Linked DNA regions of Homo sapiens: region 1 is linked to region 2. A link is an interaction called in ENCODE POLR2A ChIA-PET data of the cell type or tissue named here. Cell type or tissue: Panc1. All regions are shown on one strand.

Region 1 (5,000 bases), 230 kb after region 2:
GAAGAAATGGCAGAAAAGAATGTTACCAAAGCAACAAAACAGCCTGGGGGGAAAAAAACAGGTTTTCAGATGACAAAACTCCTAAACCTATTCATCTAGAGTCAGGATTGAATGACGTAACTCAACTTCGTGGCAATTTTTAATGAATTTATTTCAACTGCTTTTGCATGTGCATTAATTACAGACTAATTGCTTTTAGAATGCTTTATTCTGTGTATTCTGAAGTACCCTAGTAGAATCCAAAAACAAACTGAAAGGAAAAAGACCAGAAGATGCTTCAAAATGTCCGAAAAATTATTTTTGTTTTGTTTGAGACAGGGTCTTCGTCACCCATGCTGGAGAGCAGTGGCACAATCATGGCTCACTGCAGCCTCAACCACCTGGACTCAAGCGATCCTCCTGCCTCAGCCTCCTGAGTAGCTGGGACTACCAGTATACACCATCACACCCAGCTTTTAATTTTTTTGTAAAGATGGGGTCTCACTACATTTCCTAGGCTAAATTATTGTTTTAAAATGGAAACTTAAAACTTTAATGGTCAAAACCTTGAAAGAAAGTTTCTTAAATGTTTTCAGTCATCCTGGAGGAAAGACTGGATTATCTTTAGTCTAGTCTTTTATTTTATTTTTTTGAGACAGATTCTTGCTCTGTCACCCAGGCTGGAGTGCGGTGGTGCAATCTCGGCTCACTGCAACCTCTGCCTCCCGGGTTCACGCCATTCTCCTGCCTCAGCCTCCCGAGTAGCTGGGACTACAGTCACCCGCCACCACGCCCGGCTAATTTTTTTTTTTTTTTTTTTTTTTTTTTTTTTTTTTTTTGTATTTTTAGTAGAGACATGGTTTCCCGTGTCAGGCAGGATGGTCTCAATCTCCTGACCTCATGATCCACCCGCCCCGGCCTTCCAAAGTGCTGGGATTACAGGCATGAGCCACCGCGCCCGGCCTTCTAGTCTTTTTACATAAAATGTTACAAAATTGCTACGTGAAGAGATTAGAATAGGTAACCAAAAATGCAGGGGGAAAGTGTAAGGTTGTGTGCCAAAGAAAGAACTGTGTTATATGGTTCTAGGTTTTGAGTTGTTTGTAGTTTTAGCTTTTCAAAATGTACAACTAGTGACTTCTTTTTCATTCTAAATTTTCATTTTGATACCTAAATTTGTATTCTTTTTCTGAAAGAGGGCCCTCAGAATTAGAGAGTTTCAGGCCCCACAAATTCTGGCTCCTCCTCCACTGACTGCTGATACTCTGATGGGGAAGCTCACACTGCTCTCTACTTTCTTTTTCATCCCAGCCTTCGTGACCCTGGGAGAAGGTGCACCCTAGAGAGAATGTGTCCAGCGGGAGCAGGCTTCTTCCCTACTTTCACTCATCTCCAGCCACCACCCAAGCGTTTCTACCTCCAAGACCTTCACAAAGGTTTGTCCAGAATTACCTCAAAAGAGTTTGGGGGCCGGGCATGGCAGCTCACGCCTGTAATTCCAGCACTTCGGGAGGCCGAGGCAGGCGGATCACCTGAGATCAGGACTTGGAGACCAGCCTGACCAACATGGTGAAACCCCGTCTCTACTAAAAGTACAAAAGTAGCCAGCCATGGTAGTGCACGCCTGTAATCCCAGCTACTCAGGAAGCTGAGGCAGGAGAATCACCTGAACTTAGGAGGTCAAGGTTGCAATGAGCCGAGATCGTGCCACTGCGCTACAGCCTGGGCAGCAAGAGTGAAACTCTTTTTTATTTTTTTTGAGACCGAGTTTGGGGAGGAATCACAAATGATCTAAATTTCTAAACAAATACATTTCACAAAATGGATTATCTCCCATTAACCCTCTCCCCAAAAAAGGTACTTGCTTCTTAAAGATTTTCTAAAACACAGGGCAAAATAGGTAATTATCCTCTAAATAATTTTTAATTTTTTTTTTTAACTTTTTTGAGACAGTCTTGCTCTGTCACCCAGACTGGAACGCAGAGACATGATCACAGCTCACTGCGGCCTCAAACTCTTGAGCTCAAGTAATCGTCCTGCCTCAGCCTCCTGAGTAGCATGCCACAACACCTGGATAATTTTTTTTTTTTTTTTAAAAGAGACAGGGGTCTCACTTTGCTCCCCAGGCTGGTGGCGAACTCCTGCCTCAAGTGTTCCTCCCGCCTCAACTCCCAAAACCGTGGGATTATAGCCACGAGCTACCATGCCAGACCAAAATTCTAAGTAAGTTTTAAAAGCCAATTTACAAAACCAAATACCATAGAATTTTTGCGTGACATGACCTTATCCTGTGATCAAATTTATCTTTTGTTTTCCCTCCTCCAGCGAGGAATGCATATATCCTCACACATGTAGATGTGTGACGTGGAATGTGAACATCCTACTTTGAATTTTCTAGTGATTATCTTTAATTTTTTTTTAAAACCATACCACTACCTGTATTTTTCTAATTATCAAAAACAAAAATAAAACAGTAAAAAATAAAGGCTGGGCTTTTACTTTCTCCTAACAGTCCCTGCCCCACCCCCACCTACTTCTCAGTTTCTACTAGTGAATCTGACCCAGATTTATTATTGTTGGCATTGTTACTGAATAACTGGGATTTTTCTCTTTCCATTACATATCTTCTCTTTCAGTATTTACAATATTTGACTTTTCATTTGTAACATCTGTAATCAAGTTTATAATTTAGACTTAAATTTATGTTTACATGATTTCAATTCAATGTCAGTATTTTTTTTAACACCACAAGTTCCGCATTCTTGAGTTATTCAAACAATCTTTTAGTTGGTTAGAATATATCCATGAACAAGTTTTGTTTAAGAAAAATTTACAGAAGGCATACAGAAAAATTTCAGGTACAGGTAGTAGAAAAAAGCTGATGGCCTTAAACAGTAAGGAAAGGTACTGGCTCACATAACTCCTAAGTCCAAAGGCAGGGTGAGCTCCCACTGAAGGCAGTGTGCTAGCTCCAACTTCTGTATCTTCAGAGAACATCTTTCTGCTGCCTTCACAAATTAACAACAATTAGTGTGACTATTTAATTCTTAGTTACAACCTTTTTTCCCTTAAAACTTAGCCTCAGCTCCACGACACTATTTTCTGGCAATGTTATAGAAAAGTCTAAAACCATCCCGATTTCGTTGTAAGTAACCCTCTCCCCAGGTTCTGACTGGCTGTTTGCAGGGTACTCTCTTGCTCTTTCTTGCTCTTCCCACTAATTTTATCTAAGGCAGAATGAGCTCTTTGAATATACAGAAACAGCTCGTTTTTTTTCAGCTCAAAGATACTTTTTCCCATTGAATCTGATTATTGTTTCTGTTCTATTTGTTTTGGTATCTTCTTTACGAACAACATTTATTCAGATCACAGCAATAATTTAACTTTCTACATTGTAAACTTTTGCTCTTCATGAATCGTAAGGGAGTTTAAAATTCTGCAAATGCTTTTACTGTCATTACAGTTTCTTTCAGCTCTTTCATTTCACTTTATAATTTTTATTTATTTATTTTTGAGACAGGGTCTGTCGCCCAGGCTGGAGTGCAGTGCTACAATCACAGCTCACTGCAGTCTTGACAACTTCTGGGCTCAAGCGATCCTCCCACCTTAGCCTCTGAGTAGCTGGGACCACAGGTGCAGCGTGTACCACCACACCTGGCCAAATTTTTCTTGTTTTTTGTAGAGACGGAGGGCTTACCATGGTTCCCAGGCTGGTCTCGAACTCCTGGTCTTAAACTCCTGGGCTCCAGTGATCCCCCCATCTCAGCCTCCCAAAGCGCTGGGAATACAGGCATAAGCTTAGTGCCCAGCCTCATTTTATAACTCTCTCTGCCCTAGTTTTCAGCTTGGCCTGTTGCTTTATCTCATCTTTCAACCACTTATTTGTGTTTCTTGAAGTTTATTAAGAACAGCACAAAGTAGATTCAATCTGAAATTTACTTCTCATTTCTATAATTACTATTTTCTAAATTATACTATTCCTCTGCCTCAAAAATTATATCCCCCTCCTATTTTCTTTTGGAAACATGTTGCTTTATTCTTTATTTCTGAACAATAGTATTTAGACCCATCCTCCCCCAACCCCCCCCCAGCCAAAAAAAAAAAAAAGAATAGCTGGACCTCCTCCTCAGAATGCTGCTAAACGTTGGTGGGTTTTTATTGTTGCTGTTTTCTAACTCTAAGTTTATAGGCTGGAGGATGCATATATAAACTGCACTGCCTATTCAGAGATGTGGTCCATCTTCAAGGGAACGTCAGCTCTGGGAGCCTCCTTCTCTGAGCCTATCGTGTTGCTTTTGTTTTCTAGTTTCTGCATCTAACTCTCCCTGTCTAGACCTGGCTTCCACTCCAGATGGGTGGGATGCCACCCAATGCACCAGGAAGGAGGACTGTGGCGCCCAGGAGAAGCTCTAGCAGTTTTGAGCGTGTTGAAGCCGCGTGTGTCCTCTGGCCTCCCAGTTCAGCTGCTCATCAATATCGCTGCTGCACAAGCCCACCCCGGCTGCCCGTGGCCACTCAGGGTCATCAGGCCTCCCTCGCTCTCTGCTCTCCCAAATTAGCACAGCCAACACCACATCTCCATATGTTCCTCACAACCCTGCACTGAGTTCTAAGGAAACAGAGTGATGAGTCAGGCCCTGGTATTTCTTCACCCTGATCCCACTATCTATTCTGATTCAGCTTTTCATCTCTCTTTTTCTCAATCACTTCCATGGGGATCTGGTGATTCAAGGGAGGGGAGGTAAGAAGTGAGACAAAGCCTAGTGCCCAAGTCACATCTTCCTGGAAGTTGCCAATGACCATTTTTCAGTGTTCTATCTTCTGAATTCTTTTGATGTCAGCTTTCTCTGTTTCTATAGAAATTTTATTTTAAATTTTCTCTTTCACGCTGTTGGGTTTTTTCATCCATCTGGAGGTCCTTGCTGTTTGTACACATTTAAAAATGCGATGAAGCTAGCTATGTCTTCCTTTGGTGTTGCGTGTAGGTAACTTTTCTCACTCGATTTCCCTTTCAAATGGGA
Region 2 (5,000 bases):
CTCTGTCACCCAGGCTGGAGTGCAGTGGCACAATCTTGGCCCACTGCAACCTCCACCTCCTGGGTTCAAGCGATTCTCCTGCCTCATTCTCCTGAGTAGCTGGGATTACAGGCGCGCACCACCAGGCCCAGCTAATTTTTTTTATATTTTTAGTAGAGACGGGGTTTCACTATATTGGTCAGGCTGGTCTCAAACTCCTGACCTCATGATCCACCTGCCTCAGCCTCCCAAAGTGCTGGGATTACAGGCGTGAGCCACCAGGCCCGGGCCTCATGTGGATTTTTTTCAATAACTATCTTGGAAAATTTTTTGGAGATTTGCAGCAATCTGAAAAAACTGGCAGACAAACCGCATAGCCTAGAAATATCAAAACAAGGCCACGCGCAGGGGCTCACGCCTGTAATCCCAGCACTTTGTGAGGCCAAGGCAGGCAGATCACAAAGTCAGGAGTTCAAGACCAGCCTGACCAACATGGTGAAACCCCATCTCTACTAAAAATACAAAACTTAGCCGGGTGTGGTAGCAGGCGCCTGTAATCCCAGCTACTCGGGAGGCGGAGGCAGGAGAATCACTTGAACCCAGGAGGTGGAGGTTGCAGTGAGCCAAGATCACGCCATTGTATTCCAGCCTGGGCGACAGAACGAGACTCCATCTCAAAAAAGAAAGAAAAAAGAAAAATATCAAAACAAGAAAAAGATATGAGGCATAAAATATTTACATACTAGTCTATTATTTACATACACAAAATATACACAAATCTATTTTAAAAAGTTAAAATGTATCAAACCTTACACACACACACACACACACACAATACATGGCACCACTTGCAGTTGAGAGAAATGTAAACAAACGTGAAGATGAGCATGAAATCCCAACTGCGTAACATTAATTGTGGAACAAACAGACTGTACTGCTGGAATAATTTCACAGCCGCCTCCAGCGTGGGGAGTGTCTGCTTCAATCTGCTTCAGACACCCTGTGACGCTAATCATCTCGGTGTGAGCAGCTAATTCATCTCTCCAGGAAATTGCATGTTGCAGTCAAAAGTGACCTCTTGGGAGGCCGAGGCGGGCAGATCACGAGGTCAGGATATCGAGACCATCCTGGCTAACACGGTGAAACCCCATCTCTACTAAAAAATACAAAAAAAAAAATTAGCCAGGCATGGTGGCAGGCGCCTGTAGTCCCAGCTACTTGGGAGGCTGAGGCAGGAGAATGGTGTGAACCCGGGAGGCAGAGGATGCAGTGAGCCGAGATCACGCCAGCGCACTCCAGCCTGGGCGACACAGCAAGACTCCGTCTCAAAAAAAAAAAAAAAAAAAGAGATCTCTTGAGGTTCTTGGCTATTTTTCCATCGTGCATTGCCATAAACCTTGACTAACACTGTGGGACACTTACAAAGTGTCTCTTGTGATACTGAAAATGTTCCCAAGAAGCAGAGAAAAGTCATGAGATTACATGAGAAAGGTGAATTGCTTGATATGTACCAGAAGTCTGCAGCTGCCACTTCAAGATAAATGAATTCAGTGTAAGAACCATTGTTTAAAAAAAGGGAAATTTGGTCGGGCACAGTGGCTCACGCCTGTAATCCCAGAACTTTGGGAGAACGAGGAGGGCAGATCACGAGGTTAAGAGATCAAGATTATCCTGGCCAACATGGTGAAACCCCATCTCTACTAAAAATACAAAAATTAGCTGGGCGTGGTGGTGCGTGCCTGTAGTCCCAGCTACTTGGAAGCCTGAGGCAGGAAAATCGCTTCAACCTGGGAGGTGGAGGTTGCAGTCAGCTGAAGTCGCACCACTGCATTCCAGCCTGGCGACAGAGCGAGACTCCATCTCAAAAAAAAAAAAAAAAAGGGAAATTCATGAAGGCGTCACTATAGCTGCACCAGGAGGTGCAAAAACCTTGCACTTTTTGCAGAATACCTATTCATCTCACATTGAAAATGTAGATTTTGGCCGGTTGTGGTGGTTCATGCCTGTAATCCCAGCACTTTGGGAGGCTGAGGTGGGTGGATCACCTGAGATCAGGAGTTCAAGACCAGCCTGACCAATATGGCGAAACCCCATCTCTATTAAAGGCACAAAAATGAGCTCAGCATGGTGACCTTCACCTGTAATCCCAGCTACTCAGGAGACTGAGACAGGAGAATCGCTTGAACCCAGGAAGTGGAGGTTGCCGTGAGCCGAGATCACACCACTATACTCCAGCCTGGGCTACAGAGCCAGACTCCGTCTCAAAAAAAAAGAAAAGAAAATGCAGCTTTTATGTGGGGTGCAGGATTACTGTTAGGCATACCTATAGACTCTCATAAGATTTTAGAAAAAGCAAAGTCATTATATGACAACTTGAAGCCAAAGGATGGTGAAAGATCTAAAGCTGGAGAGTTTAATGCCAGCAAATGATGGTTTGATAATTTTAGGAAGAGGTTTGGCTTTTAAAAATGTCAAGATAACAGGAGAAGCAGCTTCCGCCAACCAAGAGGCAGCAGACAAGTTCCCAGATGCCATAAAGAAAATCATGGAGGAGATGGGATACCTGTGTCAACAGGTTTTTAATGCAGACAAAACTGCCCTAATCTGGGGGCATGGGAGGGAACCACAAAGGACATCTATTAAGTAAAGAAGGGAAGTGAGCCCCAGGATTGAAGGCACGCAGGGCTAAGCTAACTGTCCTGTTTTGTGCAGGTGCAGCTGTGTTTATGATCAGGCGAGCTCTTACCTATAAAACTGCTAACACCTGAGACTTAACGGGAAAAGATAAACACAGCTGCTGATCTTTTGGTTGTACAACGTCTGGACAAGAACGCTTTTTCTGGATTAATTCCATTGATGCCTTGTCCTTGAAGTCAGGATGTACCTTGCCAGTAAGGTACACCTTTTTAAAGTTCTTCAATGCTGCAGGCACTCAGAGCCCCACGAGTTAACACCAAGGGCGTCAAAGTCGTCTACTTGCCCCCAGGCTCATTACACACAGTACTCTATGAAATTGTCAGTGCTATGAAAGAGAACCCTGGCTGGGCATGGTGGCGCATGCCTGTAATTCCAGCTACTTTGGAGGCTGAGGCAGGAGAATTGCTTGAACCCAGGAGGTGAAGGTTGTAGTGAGATCGCGCCACTGCACTCCAGCCTGGGTGACAGAGCAAGACTCCATCTCAAAAAAAAAAAAAAAAAAAAAGAGAACCCTGATTAGAACATCTTGAAGAGTCTGGAAGGATTACATCATTGAAGAGGCCATCATCGTATAAAAAGCTGTGAAAGCCATCATGGTGAAACAGTACATTCCTCCTGGAGAAACCTGTGTCCAGATGTGCGTGACTTCATAGGATTTACGACAATCAAGGAAACCATGAAATAGATCATAGATGGGGCAAAAGTGGGTGGTGAAGAGTTTCAGGGTATAGATCTTGGAGAAATTCAAGGGCTGACAGACACTGCACAGAAGAATTAACATAAGACAGCTTAATGGAGAGAAGTGCTTCCAAACCAGTGCCAGACGTTGAGGAAGAAGACCTAGGAGAAGCCGGGCTGGAAAACAGATTTCCATTAGACAGTCTGGGAGAAGGCTTCTGATTATTCAAGGCTGCTTTTGACTTCTTTTACGACCTGGAGTCTTCTATGATATAAGCACTGAAACTAAAGCAAGCAGTGGAAGGGTTGATGCTGCACACAACTATTTTTAGAGAAATCAAAAGGCAAAAAGTCAGACAAATTATGATGTATTTCCCTAAAGTTACACCGTGCTTGCCTCTCGTCCTTTCCTGCCTCCCTTTCTACCTCCTCCACCTCTTCCACCCAAGACAGCAAGACCAACCCCTCTTCCTCAGCGACATGAGGACAGTGGGATGAAGACCTTCATGATGATCCACTTCAACTTAATGAATAGTAAATTCATTATCATTTTCTTTTAAAGAGGCAGGGTCTTGCTTTGTCTCCCAGGCTGGAGTGCAGTGGTGCGATCATAGCTCACCACAGCCTCAACCTTCTGGGCTCAAGTGATCCTCCCACCTCAGCCTCCCAAGCAGCAGGGACTACAGGTGTGAGCCACCATGCCCAGCATCCTTATTATTTTCTTAACATTTTCTCAAGTTTATTGTAAGAATATAGCATATAATATACAGACCATACAAAACGTGTTAATCAACTGTGATGGGTAAGGCTTCCCATGAATAGTAGGCTATTAGTGCTTAAGTTTTGAAGGAGTCAGAAGTTTTATGTGGATTTTCGACTGCACAGCAGTCGGGGGTCAGTGTCCCTAACCCCCCCACTGTTCAAGGGTTAGCTGTACTATATGATGAGATGTGCAACATGGTTTTGATAAGAGGCAGCAAGGGTTTAGGACATTCTGTGGCATACTGGCCACATAGCGATTTGCATCAGGTCAGATATTCTAAGTCTAGAAAGCCTGTGGGATAGTTCTAGAGGAGGAGCAGAGATGAAGCAACGCAAAGATGCCCTTGTTCGTCTGCAAAATTTAGGGTCTCTGAGTGAGACACAGCTCAAGGGGGGGACTGTGAGCATTTGGGGAAGGGGGTTCTGTCCAACCAGGCAAAGCGGGGAGTCATGGCTATCACAGCCATCTTGCCCTCACATTCAAGAACTTACCATCATAGGGACACTGAAGTTATCTTCTCATATGGCCATATAAAGATAGGATGTTATGTATTGACTATCCCACAGATGTATGCCTCTTCTGGTTTATGTTGATATGGAGATAAGCGAGTTCATGTCATTCATATCTTAATTGCCCTCAGTCTCACAGAAGGCGATTATGAGGCCAAGAGCCTGGGAGATGCAGCTCCTGGGTTTCCAGCCCTCAGCCCCCAAAACCTTAGGCAGCAGGGATTGGAGCAGGTGGTCTGAGGTCCCTTCTAGCTTCAGAAGTGTCATAATCAAATACCAGGAATGACTCTTTGGTTACTTTTTTAACATAGTTTGCACTTAAACCCTTTTCAGTAGTAAGCATCTTAGAGACAGACTGAAAATGTGATGTTCTT

Evidence for each region. Peaks named below come from ENCODE experiments on the same cell type or tissue, not always from the same donor. Only the 100,000 strongest peaks of a DNase experiment are listed, where the experiment ranks them.
Region 1: POLR2A ChIA-PET joins it to region 2 with 5 read pairs; 2 of 35 experiments call an interaction of 5 or more read pairs at or near these places.

Annotation. Positions count from the first base shown.
Region 1 is chr7:6,244,176-6,249,175 of GRCh38, forward strand. All of the region lies in intron 1 of CYTH3 (cytohesin 3), which reads right to left. Among named protein-coding and RNA genes, the nearest start is that of CYTH3, 26 kb to the right of the region's middle. In Panc1, no CTCF peak of the experiment used is centred here; no DNase peak of the experiment used is centred here; H3K27ac peaks cover 321 bases.
Region 2 is chr7:6,018,179-6,023,178 of GRCh38, forward strand. The region is part of intron 3 of AIMP2 (aminoacyl tRNA synthetase complex interacting multifunctional protein 2); the gene reads left to right. EIF2AK1 (eukaryotic translation initiation factor 2 alpha kinase 1) reads right to left here. Exons shown (of 15, transcript NM_014413.4): 15 at 4,069-5,000. Among named protein-coding and RNA genes, the nearest start is that of SNORA80D, 3.8 kb to the left of the region's middle. In Panc1, no CTCF peak of the experiment used is centred here; no DNase peak of the experiment used is centred here.